Linked DNA regions of Homo sapiens: region 2 is linked to region 1. A link is a loop called in an ENCODE intact Hi-C map of the cell type or tissue named here. Cell type or tissue: endothelial cell of umbilical vein. All regions are shown on one strand. Links, peaks and the distances in the headings refer to the core of each region. The heading gives the core; the rest is flanking DNA.

What was found. Peaks named below come from ENCODE experiments on the same cell type or tissue, not always from the same donor. Only the 100,000 strongest peaks of a DNase experiment are listed, where the experiment ranks them.
Region 2: a loop joins it to region 1, with 10 times the contacts of the local background. A loop is called at or near these places in 1 of 110 quality-filtered maps.

Annotation. Positions count from the first base shown.
Region 1 is chr17:70,035,995-70,043,741 of GRCh38, forward strand. The region is part of intron 1 of LOC105371881 (a long non-coding RNA gene); the gene reads right to left. It overlaps LOC124904053 (a long non-coding RNA gene), which reads left to right and starts at 185. Exons shown (of 2, transcript XR_007065891.1): 1 at 185-271; 2 at 3,434-3,728. LOC112267896 (a long non-coding RNA gene) reads right to left here and starts at 1,774. Exons shown (of 5, transcript XR_001752989.3): 1 at 1,688-1,774. In endothelial cell of umbilical vein, for the core only: no CTCF peak of the experiment used is centred there; DNase peaks (open chromatin) are centred at 4,547 and 5,727; H3K27ac peaks cover 2,649 bases.
Region 2 is chr17:69,824,480-69,832,226 of GRCh38, forward strand. The region is part of intron 3 of LINC01483 (long intergenic non-protein coding RNA 1483); the gene reads left to right. Among named protein-coding and RNA genes, the nearest start is that of LINC01497, 130 kb to the right of the region's middle. In endothelial cell of umbilical vein, for the core only: no CTCF peak of the experiment used is centred there; a DNase peak (open chromatin) is centred at 3,782; H3K27ac peaks cover 1,555 bases.

The sequences.
Region 1 (7,747 bases), core at 1,795-6,794:
TATCCAGTCCTTCCTCACTTCCCTTGTCTGCTGCCAGGGGGAAGAATTCTAAAGTAATTAGCTAGAACTGGTCCTACTAGAGTATGGTGAAGGCGGCTTCTGCCCAAGAAATTTACCTTGTTTTGTGGTCTCTCTGTTCATGTGGGTCTCACTCATAGATAAAAGTGGTGTGGCCAAGAATGGAATTGAGAACACTGCCTCCAATAAGACAAAACTAAATAAGCCAAATGGTGGAATTTCAAGGCCTATACACCGTGTCTGGGTTTCACGGGTAAGCTATTCATCTGCATTTCCTGTATGCTTGTAGTCACTTTTCATTTGCATGTTCCCAGAGAGAAATAAAATACTGATATAAACAAAGGAATTGGAGCAAGGCAGGTTGGTTCTTGGGAGATACAAATATTAACTCTTATTCTGTCTTTCTAGATTTTTTGCTTCAAAATATTCTGTTCACCGCTAAGATTTTAATGAAAAGAAACATCTATAAGAAATGTTTCTCTATGTGTACCTCTTAGAAATGTAATAACTTATTTATGCAAATGTAAATTATTAAAATAAGTAATTAATATTGATTTATTATTCTAATGCCTCTTCTGAAGAACTCTTCTAGCTGTGAACTGAAAGTTATATCTTGAAAGTGTGCAGCATTTGGAACCAGATGAAGCCAAGTTTAAGGCTGGGCATCCTTGCTTACTGGTTGTATTTCTTTGGCTAGTTAAGTTCTGTGAGTCTCAATTATTAAATCTGTAAGTGGGTATAATAACTCCCCTAATTATACTGTGAGGTATATATTATTATGTGAGGCAATGTATATTAAAGTATTATACATTGGAAACCCCACAAAGGTAAGGTGTTATTAGTAATAACCATCATTTAATGCTGTTCACACATGACATGTATATATAGTCACTCCACAAAGCCTGTGATTATCTAAATTGGTGATTAGAAGAGTAACAGAAGTTCTTTCCAAAGACAACACATGAATTCAAAGATTGAAAAAACATTCTTCCATCACAAAGAGAAGACTTTACACTTTCTGTTCTATTTTGTGAAGAGGATATGGAAATTAAAGTAAGCCTTATGTATTTTTTCCAAAATATGGATATTAAATCAGAGAAACAAATAAAGAACAAAAGCCACAACAATAACAACAGCAACAAGCAAACTAAGAGTCTTCTGGCTCAGTTCAAGGCAATAACCTGTATTGTAGGTAACAATAGTGATTACTCCGTATTTTCTCTTTTTATTAATAGAAGAAACTCAAAGAAGAAGAAGAAAGTCTGGCTTCCTTTTACTATTTGTGACTATACATAAAATAGAACTGGAAAAGAGAATAATAATTATCCTCTTGTTTGACTTATGTCAACAGCTTTTTTTATTGTCATAAAGACAAAATAAGACAAAAAGCATTCCCTTATAAAAGTGTGAATTGTTACTAAATTATCTAGATAATTTCTTCTACTCTGTTTTACTGTTGCTGAATGTTTTACTTATTGTCCCCAATAATGTTGTATGGCCATGTTCCAAAGACTTTTAAACATTTTTTGATTTACGCACACTTTCTATTAGCCATTTTCTAAAAAGATTTTTTTCCCAAAGCAAGTTGAGTAATCATGCTTTCTATTTTTAATTTATACTTAACACTCTATTTTCGTTCTCACCATTCATGTGCTCTGTGTTTACTTACCTTGCTTCAGACAGGTCTGTTTCCCTTTCTCTTTTATGGAAAACTTCACCATCTGTTCCCAATGCTGTAATAGCTTACCATGGTATTTAGGTTTATAGTGGGTAGGACTGAGGAGTGGCAAAGAGAGTTAAGAAAAAGAAAAAAAAACTGAACTGTGTCAATTGAAATTCAAGTTAATTAATGGAAAACTTTTGTGTTAATAAAACATTTTTATTGCATACTATAACATGAAGCATACATTTCCTAAAATGTATTTATTGTTATATCTACTACTAATATTATTCAGCCTTTTTTTTTTTTTTGAGACAGAATTTTGCTCTTGTCACCCAGGCTAGGGTGCAATGGTGCAATCTCGGCTCACTGCAACCTCCACCTCCCCGGTTCAAGTGATTCTCCTGTCTCAGCCTCCCTAGTAGCTGGGATTACAGGCATGCACTACCACGGCCAGCTAGTTTTTTGTACTTTTAGTAGAGACAGAGTTTCACCATGTTGGTCAGGCTGGTCTTGAACTCCTGACCTCAGCTGATCCACCCACCTCGGCCTCCGAAAGTGATGGGAATACAGGCATAAGCCACAGTGCCCAGCCTATTCAGCCCTTTTCTATTTGGAGAATGGTTGGTCTTTGCACGTTTTACGTTGTCATCCACATATAAATGAAATCAGTTGAAATAAGAACCATTATGACACTTTTACATTAAAAAGAAAGTAACTATTGAAACTTTTCAGCAAAGAAGATATACGAATGATCAGTAAGCACATAAAAAAAATTGCCCAATATCTTAGTCATTAGGGAAATGCAAGTTTAAGCCACAATGAGGTTCTATCTCACATCCACAAGGATGGTGATAACAAAAAAGTAGACAATAACAGTTGTTGAGGATGCAGAGAAACAGAAGCCTCACGCACTGCTAAGAGAAATGTAAAATGGTATAGCCATTTTGGAAAACACTTTGGCAGTTTCTTAATCAGTGAAACAAATTTATCATATAACCCAGAAATGAAATTCTACCCAAGAAATGAAAACATATGTCCACACCAAAACATATACATGCATGTTCATAGCAGCATTATTCATAATAGACAAAAAGTGGAGCCAACTCAAATCTCCATTAATTAGTGAAGGGAGAAATAAAATGTGGTATTTTCATACAATGAAATACTATTCAGCAATAATAAGATAAAGCACTGTTTCGGGCTATTACGTGGGTGAACCTTGAATGCATTATGCTAAGTGAAATAAGCCAGGTACAAAATATCATGTAATAGTATGATTCCACTTGTGTGCAAAGTCCTGAGAATACAAATCTATAGAGACAGAAAATAGATTAGTGGTTACCTGGAATTGAGGTGGAAACAGGCATTAACTATGAAGGGGCCTGAGGGATCTTATTGTGATGATTGAAACATTATAAATCTGGATTATAGTGAGACAGATGTACCACCACTAGGTACTTTACTAAAAGCCATTGAATTGCATGCTTAAAATGGGCTTGAGTACTGCAGTAGGTTTTCTGTGCAGGTGTCTTAATAAGGTTTTGTATGGAGGGAGAGGCTAGCCCTCATCTGGGAAAGAGACTTGCTAGGATTTAGTCGATTTTGTCTCTGTTTGTGCCACCTGCCCCACTATGAAAGCTTTATGACCAATAAAAACAGGAAATATGCAATTCCTGGAGCTCAGGTTTTATATTTTCCTGCCCCAGAGGACAACATAAAATCCATGTTAACCCTAGATTTTATGCATTTCAGGTGTTCAAAACAAGGTACAGTGTAATGCAGGGAACTTGAAAAGCAGAGCGTTTGACCTCAGCATCCTGAAATCAGGTGTGAGAAGAAGAAAACAAGACACCTTGTAATTAAGACAGATCCAAGACCAGATTAATAATAAATATGGCAGGAAACATTGGGAAGTGTCACCCTAGAGGCCGAACCATGGATTTTAATATGTATCCTTTCAATTAGCCATTGACTCTGTGGACATCCTTTCATACTTAATGGAAGCAGCCTATGTTAAAATTCAAATAAAATCTCAAATTTAAAATCATTTCTCATTTTCACTCTGCATTTATTATAGCAGCCTCTTTGAAGTCACTGTCCTTCTTCTTCTTTTTTTTTTTTTTTCCCCAGACAGATTCTTGCTCTGTTGTCCAGACTGGAGTGCAGTGGCACGATCTCAGCTCACTGCAACCTCCGCCTCCCCGGTTCAAGCAATTCTCCTGCCTCAGCCTCCTGAGTAGCTGGGATTACAGGCACCCGCCACCACACCTGGCTAATTTTTGTATTTTCAGTAGAGACGGGGTTTCACCATGTTGGTCAGGCTAGTCTCAAACTCCTGACCTCAAGCGGGTCTCAAACTCCTGACCTCAGGCGATCCGCTCACCTCGGCCTCCCAAAGTGCTGGGATTTCAGGCATGAGCCACGGAGCATGGCCTGAAGTCACTTTCTATCCGATAATTTATCATTCATTTTCTTTTAACATATATTAATTGGCCATTGACTCTATGGACATTCTGCTCAATGGAGAAGTCCAAAGGGATATCAAATATCCTTGAACTTTTCACCAATTTGCAGGACAGCGGAGGATACAAGTCAAACATATACATAGATAAATTACTGCAATAGAGCAGGGGAGCACATGCTGACAGCCAGAAGAGTAGGGAGTGGTAGTTCCTAAATGCATATTGATTAACTGTTCCTAGGCTGGTTGCATCAAAATTGTTTGGAAAAGAAATAATAATACAACTTCCCTAGTCTTACACTATCCCCTTGCTATTCAGTGTGAACTGAGGACCAACAGCATTGGCATTGCCTGGAAACTTGTTAGAAGTGTTGGATTGCCAGACCCGTCAAAGACCTAGTGAATCAGAATCGCATATTTAGTAATTTTCCTGTATGATTCATAAGCACATTGAAGTTGAGGAAGCACTCTGGACTATAGACAGATGTGTCAGTCATGAGATTCTGGGAATTTTTTTTTAATATATGGTTACTAGGTTGTTTCATTTTTTTTTAATTCATTTTATTTGTCTATTCTACTAGAGAGGTAAAAGTTGCATATATTTATCATGACCAACAAGTTTTTTGAAATACATTGTGGAATGACTCAATTGAGCTAATTAACATATGCATCACTTCACATGTCATTTTGGGGGGTTTGAGAACACTTAAAATGTACTCTAAGCAATTTTCAAGAATACAACGTATTGTTATTTACTATAGGCACCATGTTGTACAATACATGTCTTGAACTTATTCCTCCTAATTGAAATGCTGTAGCCTTTGACTAGCACCTCTCTATCCATCTTATCAGCGCGAGCCTCTGGTAACCACCATTTGGGAATGTGTATTTTTACAAGGGTCCCAGAGGGTTCTATGTTCAAATTGTGCAGAGAAACCAGTGACCACAGAAGATGGCGAATTGCAGAGGTCCCTAGAGAAGGTGGTCTTGCATTGACTAAGAGGGTAAGTGGAGAGTGGGTAGGGAGAGCCATCAGAAAGAGCAAAGGTGTTGAGCAGTATTACTTGAGACCTGTTTGAGGAATCATGAGCAAAGCTGCTTAGCTGGTTCCAAGGGTTTGAAAAATAGCCTGAGAGGTTAAAAGCAGGGGCCAGTGAATCACCCACATTCTGCATGCAGACTAAAGTTTGATTGATAGAGACAGGCAGTAGAAAATCATTGAATACTTGGGGAAAGAATTGTGTAAATAATAAGTGATGTAAAGTATTGTTTCCAATTTTTCAACAGGGCTTACTATGAATAAGAGAAAGTAAAGCCTGCTCCTGAATTTAAACCTGGGTTTATGGGTTTCTTCACGTCCGTTCATATCTTTGAAACAGCGCTTTTTCATCATGATCATTTCTATGCCCGTGAAAAGTACTGCAACATCTGCGTGCAGTTGTTTTTCCTCAATAATAATGTCCGACGATAGACGTAAATAGTCCTTTTGACTAGAGCTGTTTTCTGGAATGGCTCCAATACTAAGAAGGGAAAAATGCAAAAGCTAAAGAATTAGATAGCTCTTAGATTGTGTTGTTCTCTCTGAGAAGATAAAACTGAAACCCCTATTAGAAAGGCAGGATTACGGAGAGATTATGATATGTGAAAATTACAATAGGCCACAGGAAAGTGTGGTGGAAGACTTATAAGCATCTACTGCAAAGGAAGACATTGTTCTTTCTGATTAGGAAGGTCATAACCTGATCTGGAGGTTTCTTCCTTTGATGCTGAGAGAAGGAATCCTAAGAATAATAAGAAGCCAATGTATTGCAATAACTATTTTATGGATTACTCTGAGGTCCAAAATTCCTAGAAAAGATGATTGTTTTCTTTGAAAAGCAAGAATCTGCTTTTGTGCTTCCCAGAGAAGATCGTTTAGAAAAAGGAGTTGGTTATTTATTGTTCACTTTCATGATTCTAAAGAGAGGTGACCTCAGTGATTGAAACAGAAGACAAAAATAATTTTGAGCTGTCTCTTGGCTTTTCATTTTTCAAGGGCTTCAAATATATTATTTGGCTATTACAAAATTTATGAAGCCTCCTGACAAACTCGAACCCTTTCCCCCCATTTATTGGAATCACTCTGCCCTGAAAATTTGGATCCTGAATCTATTTCTGCTCCTGTACTCAGATCTTTGAGCACAGCCAGAGAAAATTTTACAAATGTGTGGCTTGGTGCCTTTAAAAAGTATAGGCCCTACTTCAACTGCTCATTCAGTATCATTGGGCAATTAGGGCAATGATTTGCTTGTCTTCAATGAGTTCTTCTATTCTCATAGAAGCTCTGGCAAGCTATTTGTCTCAAGCCCTTTGTAGAGAGGCCCACCCTCATGCCCAGGAGGATGAACTCTCGCATGGCTTCCTCATACTCTCCCTAGTCCTGTTTCTGCTCTCCTATAAATATTTAGGTATACAAATACATCTTTTTTCTCTCTCTCTTAAAGAAAGAAGTGTTTCTTTTTGGGATGACAGCAATCCTTCCAGTTGTACTCTTGATCCTACATTGCATACCCTCTGTTTTTCTTTAAGACCTTGCCCCAACAATGACCCCCTTTTTCTCCATATCTTCAGCCTTTCCTTCTCTACTGGCTCCTTCCTTTCAGTTATAAACATGAACAAACTTCTGCAATTCCAAACAAACCCTCCTTTGACCTTGCATCTCCTTCCAGCTACTACCTATCACTCTTCTGCCCTCCACAGCTTTGAAAAAAATGAAAACTGAGGATGTTTTTATTGCAAAGGAAAACATGCTCATTATATAAAGTTAAGAAATAGAATAGTCATAGAAGAGAGAGATACAGGAATAGAGAGAAGAAGTTGGAAGGCACAACCATATATTAATAACTAGAGATGATCATTGTTACCAACTTTTATATATTTCTAGGATACCTCTATGCATAAAGGTACTTTGGAATCATAAAATGGATCTATACTGTTCACGTTATTTTATAATATAAATATTTCATTTTTAATATTTTGAAGATAGTTCAGTTACATTGCATTTCAATCTACAATGCCATTGCTAGTGGCTAAATTGTATTCCATGGTGTAGCTGAATAATATTTTGAAGTATTAACTAATGTGTTTCCTCCTGTACTCCCTCCCTGACACCATCTCCTACCCTTGCACCTGCTCATCACTACCTCCTTCTCAGTCTCTCCATATATACCAGACTTAATATTCTTAACCTAAATGTGTTACTGAAGAAGCATGGGTAGCATTTTAAAAAGACACTTTCATAACTCAAAGTAGAGGAACTAGAGATAATAGAAAGGAAATGTTGAGTTTATGAGTATTTCAGGAATCTGGTGTTGAAAATTTTATGCTATAACTGTGAGTAGTGTTCATGGTCACCATAACTAGGATCTTTTTTTTTTTTTTTTTTTTTTTTTTTTTGGTGTGAGACAGAGTTTCACTTTTTTTGCCTAGGCTGGTGTGCAATGGCGTGATCACAGCTCACCACAACCTCCGCCTCCCGGGTTCAAGCGATTCTCCTGCCTCAGCCTCCTGAGTAGCTGGGATTACAGGCATGCGTCACCATACCCGGCTAATTTTGTATTTTTTTT
Region 2 (7,747 bases), core at 1,495-6,494, 210 kb before region 1:
AAGAAAACTGCCTCATCCCAGGTTATGCTCCATCCCTGTGGTTGACCCATATCCAATGACTGGTTGACATAAGAGCACAAAGCTCTGTCCTCTTGCTCCAAGGGGATCACTCTGAAGGACTCTCCAAGTTCTAAAACCCCCGACTGGATTGGTTGAGGCATCTCTTGCATTGCCTCACAGTTAAACACTTCTCTATCCCAAATCCTGCTTTCCTTATTCTCCAATGAACTTGCTACACATAAAACTCAGAATCTCAATGTTTATTTCCTAGTGAACCTGACCTATGACAGTTGGTATTAGAAGTTGCACTGAAAGTGGACCCAGGAAGCTGACTGTGATGGGAAATCAGTGAAAGAAAATGTCCTTAGAGAAACACTGTTTTATCCATTTTAGAAGTTGGAGGAGGGTATTAATTATAAATACTGTGGAATTGGATGTTTATTTATGATGGTTATCAATTTATTAGAAAATAACAAAAAGCCTGTGATGAATAATCAATATAAGGTAAAGCTTGAAAGCCAGTCTCCATAGCAACATATAAAGTTTCACATCTCTAGCTAGTGGACAGAAAAAGGTGATTATAACATAGAACTTAATTTCAAGAGTAGCTAAGCTCCAGAGAAAGTCAAGTTCTTAATCCCAACAGATCTATTATGCCATCGTCAGGGCCTTTATTGGGAAAGAGTGAGACCCTGAAAGTTGGGTTGGTTATACCTGGGCTGATGCACATGAGTGTCTTGAATCTCTTTGGACATTCTGGCCCTGCAGAAGTAGCCCACTTTTTACTGATGAGGTTTATCTGCATTTGATTAATCTCAGATGATACTCTCACCTCTTCTGCTAGCCAATAGACTAATAGATTTGAAATGCAATGTGGCATTGGCCCAGCTGAGGAAGTGATAAATTAGTTAAGGAAGACACTGACTATGGACAGAAGGAGTTGCAGGACCTAGCCAGGGTAGTATATCTGGGTCTGGATCTTGAGGGTAGTGGATCAAGGGGGATAATATGTAAAGTTGGATGAAGTAGAGTGTGTTGATACAGGATATCCCTCCTGTAGTGTAGGATTTTATACCTTGGTAGCAACCTTGGGAGATGGTACTAATATGCTGCTAGAATGACTTTTGGAAACAAGTAAAAGGAAGCCGGGCCTCCTTTTACAGGTTAACGCCTGTAATCCCAGCACTTTAGGAGGCTGAGGCTGGCAGATCACTTGAGGTCAGGAGTTTGAGGCCAGCCTAGCCAACACAGTGAAACCCTGTCTCTACTAAAAATACATACACACACAAAAAAATAGCTCGTGTGGTGGTGCACACCTATAATCCCAGCTACTGGGGAGTCTGAGGCATGAGAATCACTTGAACCTGGGAGGCAGAGGTTACAGTGAGCTGAGATGGCGCCATTGCACTCAAGCTTGGGTGATAGAGTGAGACTCCATTTCAAAAAAAAGAAAGAAAGAAAAGAAAACAAGTAAAAGGTGATAGCCACTACTAAGTGAAGTAGCAATGCCAGGATTGCCATGGAAAATGGTAGAGGAAGGGTTCAAAAGGCTCAGAGAAGTGGACATGCCAATTGGATATGCAACTGAAGGTCAGAAAACCTACCCACTGACAATGTTGAATGAGTTCAGACCATCCAAAAGCCACATGGAACAGTCTTACTAACCACCATGGAAGACCTAAGAATTGAATCCTTCCCTAGGCCAGTTGATAAAACTTGATTGCATCCTGTGAGAGATTTGAAGTAGAAGACACAGCCATCCCATGCCCAGACTCCTGATCAAAGAAATAAAGAGAAATAAATTCATATTGTTTTAAGCTGTTGAGTTTTGGCATAATCTGTTACATAGCAATAGATGATAAATACATTAACCCAGGAAAATTTTAAAATAGATTCACATAAAAATCAGTACATAAATGTTTAAAACAGCTCTAAAATGTATAATTTTACCAAACTGGAAACAATCTAAATGTCCTTCAGTAGATGAACGGATAAACTATGGTGCATCTGCACAATAGAATACTACTCAGCAATGAAAAAGGAATGAATCATTGTTATATGCAATTTGGGTTAATTTTAAATGCATTTTATTAAGTGAAAAAATCCAGTTTCAAAAAATTACTTGTGTATGATTACATTTACATGGCATTCTGGAAAAGGCAAGAGAGAGAATAGCTCAGTGATTGCCAGAGGTTAGAGGTTAGATATGTGTCTATGTGTCTATGTGTGCATGTTGTGGGGGATTGGAATGAAAGAGACGGCACAAGAGAATTCTTCGGTGTGTTGGAATTATCCTGTATCCTACATACAGTATAGTTACAAAAATTTATGTGTGTATAAAAACTCAGATCTGTCTACCAAAAGCAGTAAATGTTACTCGAGGTAAATGAAAAATAATGCTGCTGAATTCCAGGGGGAATGACAGAATTGATGCCAACTTTAAAGAGCTAAAAGCTGCAAGAATGATGATCCCCATCATGTCTCTGTTTAACCCACCATTCTCGGGCCTGCTACAATGCTGCACAGACTCTGTTGAACGACAGTAGGATATCACAGACTCCATCAACTAGAAGCCTCTTGATGGCAGCAGTGGTGGTAGATACTGTATCTTTGCTAGAGCAGATTGATATGGCTTCTGGTACATAGCATGTGACCACTGACTTAATTAATACATTTTTTTTTCCATCACTCTTAGGAAGGACAACCAGAAACAGTACAGAATCAAATTTGCATGGGATAGAAAACAGTATATATTTATAGTCTTGTCCCAAGGCCAAACTAATTTTCCTCCCATAATCAGAATAAAGTCTGAAGGGATATGGGTCACCTTGGTATTTTGCAGCACATTACACTGGTCAGCTATATGGGTGATACTGTTATTATTGGAATGGATGAACAGGAAATGGAAAATCTATTGGAAGTCTTGGTAAGATATATGCACTTGAAAGGATTGCCAACCTAAAAAACAAACAGAGGCTTTCTAAAAGAAAACACTTATTTGGGAATAAAATATTGCGATGGGAATATATGCATGCCATAGTAAATATGTGCATATTCAGGGAGGTAAAGGAAGACAAAGGTTTTTAAAGGGAAAAACTCAGGAGTATTACTTAATTGTTTTGAAATAATTATCCTTTGTAACAAAGATCAATAACAAGAGTGACGACAGTCGAGGTTAGGGAGGCAGTTGCTGGGCAGATGTCCTGGCAGAAGTATATTTTGTGTAAAGTTATTGTGGTCTTTGTGAAGGTTGTGGATTGTCTCATTTTTGTTGTTGTTGTTATCAAGCATACAAGTGTGAGAATCCTCTCTTCATGGCCTTCACTGGCCCTATCTGTCAGGATTTTCTTAACATTAGTGACTCCTTCTGACAACTTTCACAGGGTGGTAGATAAACCCTATGAAGGTACAGGTGCCCATTATGTCACTAAACTTTCTAGGAGTCCAGAGCCTAGAACATGCCAGGACAACCTTCAAAGCACCCCCTCCACCTCCAAGGCGAAGGAGAAAGCATGTTAGTCCTGTTTGGGTTCTGAAGTCTACAAATTTGTAGCATATGAGATTTCTGTTTTTCTTCCTCTGTGTTTCAAAAATAGACTGTGCCCTTCAGCACCTAAAAAATAATGAAATAACGTAATAATATTCATAATAAAGAATAGCATCTCATGCCAGGATTTCCAATATATCCTGCCTTTGTTGGTGGTCAGCAGTAGGAAGCGAATCCCTATTTTCCTCAGCCCAGTCATCCTCAGAGGACACTGGCAACGGGCCACTGTAACCACAGGGAAAATTAGACATATGACAAAGCTGGAGGCTAAAAATAGAATTCCTTTCCGATCAGCTTGTTCTATGCAATGCTTTTAATCTGGGGCTACCCTTCGTATGATCACTCAGTCACATGGACTAATCTAGTATCATCAACATCAAGGGAATTTCCAAGACACTTTACTATAGCAAATGAAATTCCATTTTTAAAAATAGGAAAACAATAGTGGTGTTCAGACGTTTTCCTGGATATTTTCTGGGGAACCTTCAGGGCTACTAATGTGTTTGTCTCTCAAGTATGCTTTAAGTTATCTTTGCTTGGTTCATAGACTCTTTTAAATGTCTGACTTATAACCACATCCTCAAAATACATTCATAAATACATTTGCCCAGCTTTGCCTACAGTTTCAGGTAAGTAGCAGAACTCCTGAAAAGCCCTGGGCTTTATAGACTCCCATGGGTAAGAAACGCTGCGTTGGACAATGTTTTTCCATGCCATGTATTGAATTGACATCTAAGCCAGCAACATTAATACAATGATCTAAAAAAGAGCTTTAGACACTGCAGCTATTAAGGTGTGAAAATTCTAGTTAGCAACAGGGACATCCTCTGCTGGAGATGAAGTTCTATGTTTTGTTATACTGAGCTGCTGAGTAATTCTTGTTTGTTCAGAAATCAAAATCCATATTCTTCTTTCATTGATTGTAATTTCAGTGGGGGCAAACAAGTGATATTAAAAGTTCGAGCTGTTGCTTAAGCCTTTAGTTATTGATATCATTATAAGATCAAGTCATTATTTATTATTTACTTTGGCTTGATAAATAGACTTGACGTATATGCTTACTTATAAGTTCCTCCTGAAATCATGCTATGATGAAATAACTAATAATGGCATTTAAAATAATAATGGCTATAGGTAATGAGTACTTATATGCAAGCATTGTGCTAAATGCTTTGGAGGCATTGTCTCAATGAAGTTGTACAATAATTCTCCCAGGAGGTAATATTATTCACATTTTACAGATGAGAAAGCAGAGGTATAGGGAGGTAAAGTAACTTGGCCAAAAGTCTGTATCTAGTAAAGTACAATGCTAGGATTTTGACCACAGGTCTTTTCCATTCCTAAAGCTTTGTATTAAATAGCTATGATATAATGCCTTTTTTGTAGAAAAAGAAAAAAGATAAATTTAAGAAAATCTTATTTATTATTTTTTCCTTTATTCATACAAGAGGATTATTTCTTTATTCACACAAGAGGATTTTCTTCATGAAAACTTAAATGTTAATGTTATTGAACTATAGCTTATAGATAATCAAATACAACTTACAATATTGCACATAATCATGTGTCTCTTTTAAATGTTTAGTTCAACTTGACAAATGTATACATCTGTATAACCACCTTCTAAATCAAGGTACAGAATATTTTTGTCACTGCAAATAGTTTCTTTATGACTGTTTGCAGTCTCCCACCTTTAGCAATCAGGTTTAATTTACATAACTTTAGATTAGTTTTGCCTATTCTAAGGTTATATAATAGAATCATATAGTATGTACTCTTTTGCTTCTGTCTTCTTTTGCTCAGCATATTTCTGAGATTCATTCCTGTACAAGATACATGCACAAAACAGTAGCTTGTTCCTTTTTTCCTGCTGACTAGTATTCCATGTCATGAATATCCACAATTTGCCATCTATTCCCTTGAGGTGGGACATTTTGACTGTTTGCAGACTTTTGACTATTATGTTTAAATCTGCTATAAACATTGAATTACAATTCTTTGTGTAGACATAGGTTTCTATTTCTCTAGGATTAAAATTACCAAGTCACATGGTAAATGTATAGATGTACATCTTTACAGGAACTTGTCAAACTGCTTTCCAAAGTGATTTTATCATTTTTCCACTAGCAATATAGTAGAGTTTGGATGGCTCCATACCCTTGCCAACACTCAGGACTCTCAGTTTAGCCATTATATATGTGTGAAGTGTCACTGTTGGTTTGTGTTTTCCTGATAGCTAATGATATTGAACATATGCTTATTGGCTATTCCTTTATCTTGTTTTGTGAAATATCTGTTCAAATCTTTGACCTATTTTTTAATGAGCCATTTGTAATATTTGACTATGTATATATAAATATATGCATTCTGGATACAAATCTTCTAAAGATTATCTAGTCTCTGTATTCCACCTCTCTGTTGATATATTGAAAATTATTCTAGTCTCTAAATTGCCATTTATTTTCTTCACAGTGTCTTTTCAAGAGCAGAAATTCTACATTTTGATGAAGTCTAATTGATACATATTGTTTTCCTTTCATTGTTCATTCATTTTATGCCCTAGCTAAGAAATCTTTGCTTATTCTAAGTCTGCAGATTTTTCTGTATATTTGGTCCTTGAATTTTTTAATACTATTCCACATGCTTTATATTATTACTTTATGTAGAGTTGGGTATAGGCTTAATTTAGTCCTCCTCTGAAACATAGTCTTTCATGAATGTCCACTGAATGCCCTAGTGATCAACAAGTTTCCTTTACACTGATTGGTTAGAACAGATATAACTCCTACTTGTTAAGCTCCAGAAATAATTGTTCTTTTCCAACTGCTTGTTTTTTATCCAATCTCAGAGTCTCACCCTATGCACGTGCAGGTTAGAGTTCAGCCAAAGGCTTAAGAAGACTCTTATGAAGATTTCTGGAGGTATTTTCCTAGTTTTCTCAGGTACATAGCTCCACAAATTCTAGCTGCTTTTGCTTTCCTGAGTTCCGAGATCGATCTCTCTCTCTCTCTCTCTCTCTCTCTCTCTCTCTCTCACTCTCTCTCTCTCTCTCTTTCTCTCTCTCCCTCTCTCCCTCCCTCCCTGCCTGCCTCTCTCCCTCCCTCCCTCTCCTTTTCCCTCCCTTCCCTCTCATCATTTCTCTCCAGCTTATGGAGAATGTCATGCCCTTTCTGGGTATCTGAGCTATGTGCTGGTTTTCAGTAAAGCCTTCAAGATAGCAAGATAGAAAGCCAGGATGATCAGAGAAATCATTTCATTTGTTTCTCTTTTCTTGAAGACCACAGTCCTTCCCAGCCAGCTGCCAAATGTTTGAAAGCCATTTTACAAATACATTTTTTCTACATTCTAGTTTTCTGTGATGGGAAGATCAATCTGGTGCCAGTTATTCCTTCATGGTGAAAACAGAAATGTAACATACAGCTTTAAAATGGACTTCCTTTGTTATATTGGTTTATTTTAATATATTCTTCTTTCTTTTTTAAGGCAAATTTGAAGTGAAGGAAATAATTTGTCTTAATTAAAATATTTAAAACAGACCGCATATGTATATATATATATATATATATATATAGAGAGAGAGAGAGAGAGAGAGAGAGAGAGTGTGTGTGTGTGTGTGTGTGTGTGTGTGTGAGAGAGAGAGAGAGAGACAGAGTTGTTGCCTAGGCTGGAGTGCAGTGGCACGATCTTCGCTCACTGCTGCCTTGACTTCCCAGGCTCAAGAGATTCTCCCATCTCAGCCTCTTGTGTAGTTGGGATTACAGGTGTGCGCCACCATGCCTGGCTATTTTTTTGCATCTTTTGTAAAGACGAGGTTTCACCATGTTGCCCAGGCTAGTCTCAAACTCCTGGGCTCAAGGAATCTGCCCTGCCTCAGGCTCCCAAAGTGCTGGGATTACAGGCATGAGCCACTGCGCCCGGCTGAAAGCATTTTAAACATGTATTAACTACTTAGTAGCTGGTCCTGTCTTCTAGCTAATAACATTTTAATTTTTTTATAATGGCATAAGAATAAAAGTTTTTTATACCCTTCATATTATTATTTTTTATTGAGGATATAGCATCCTAGAGTATAGGTGATTTGGCAGAGGTTATGAAATTACATTTAATTCCATGAATGTATTAATATCTAAGAGTCATTGTGCATTTCCTAACTGCTTTATTTTTTCTCATTGTATTTTCCCAACAACTCTATAAGGTAGA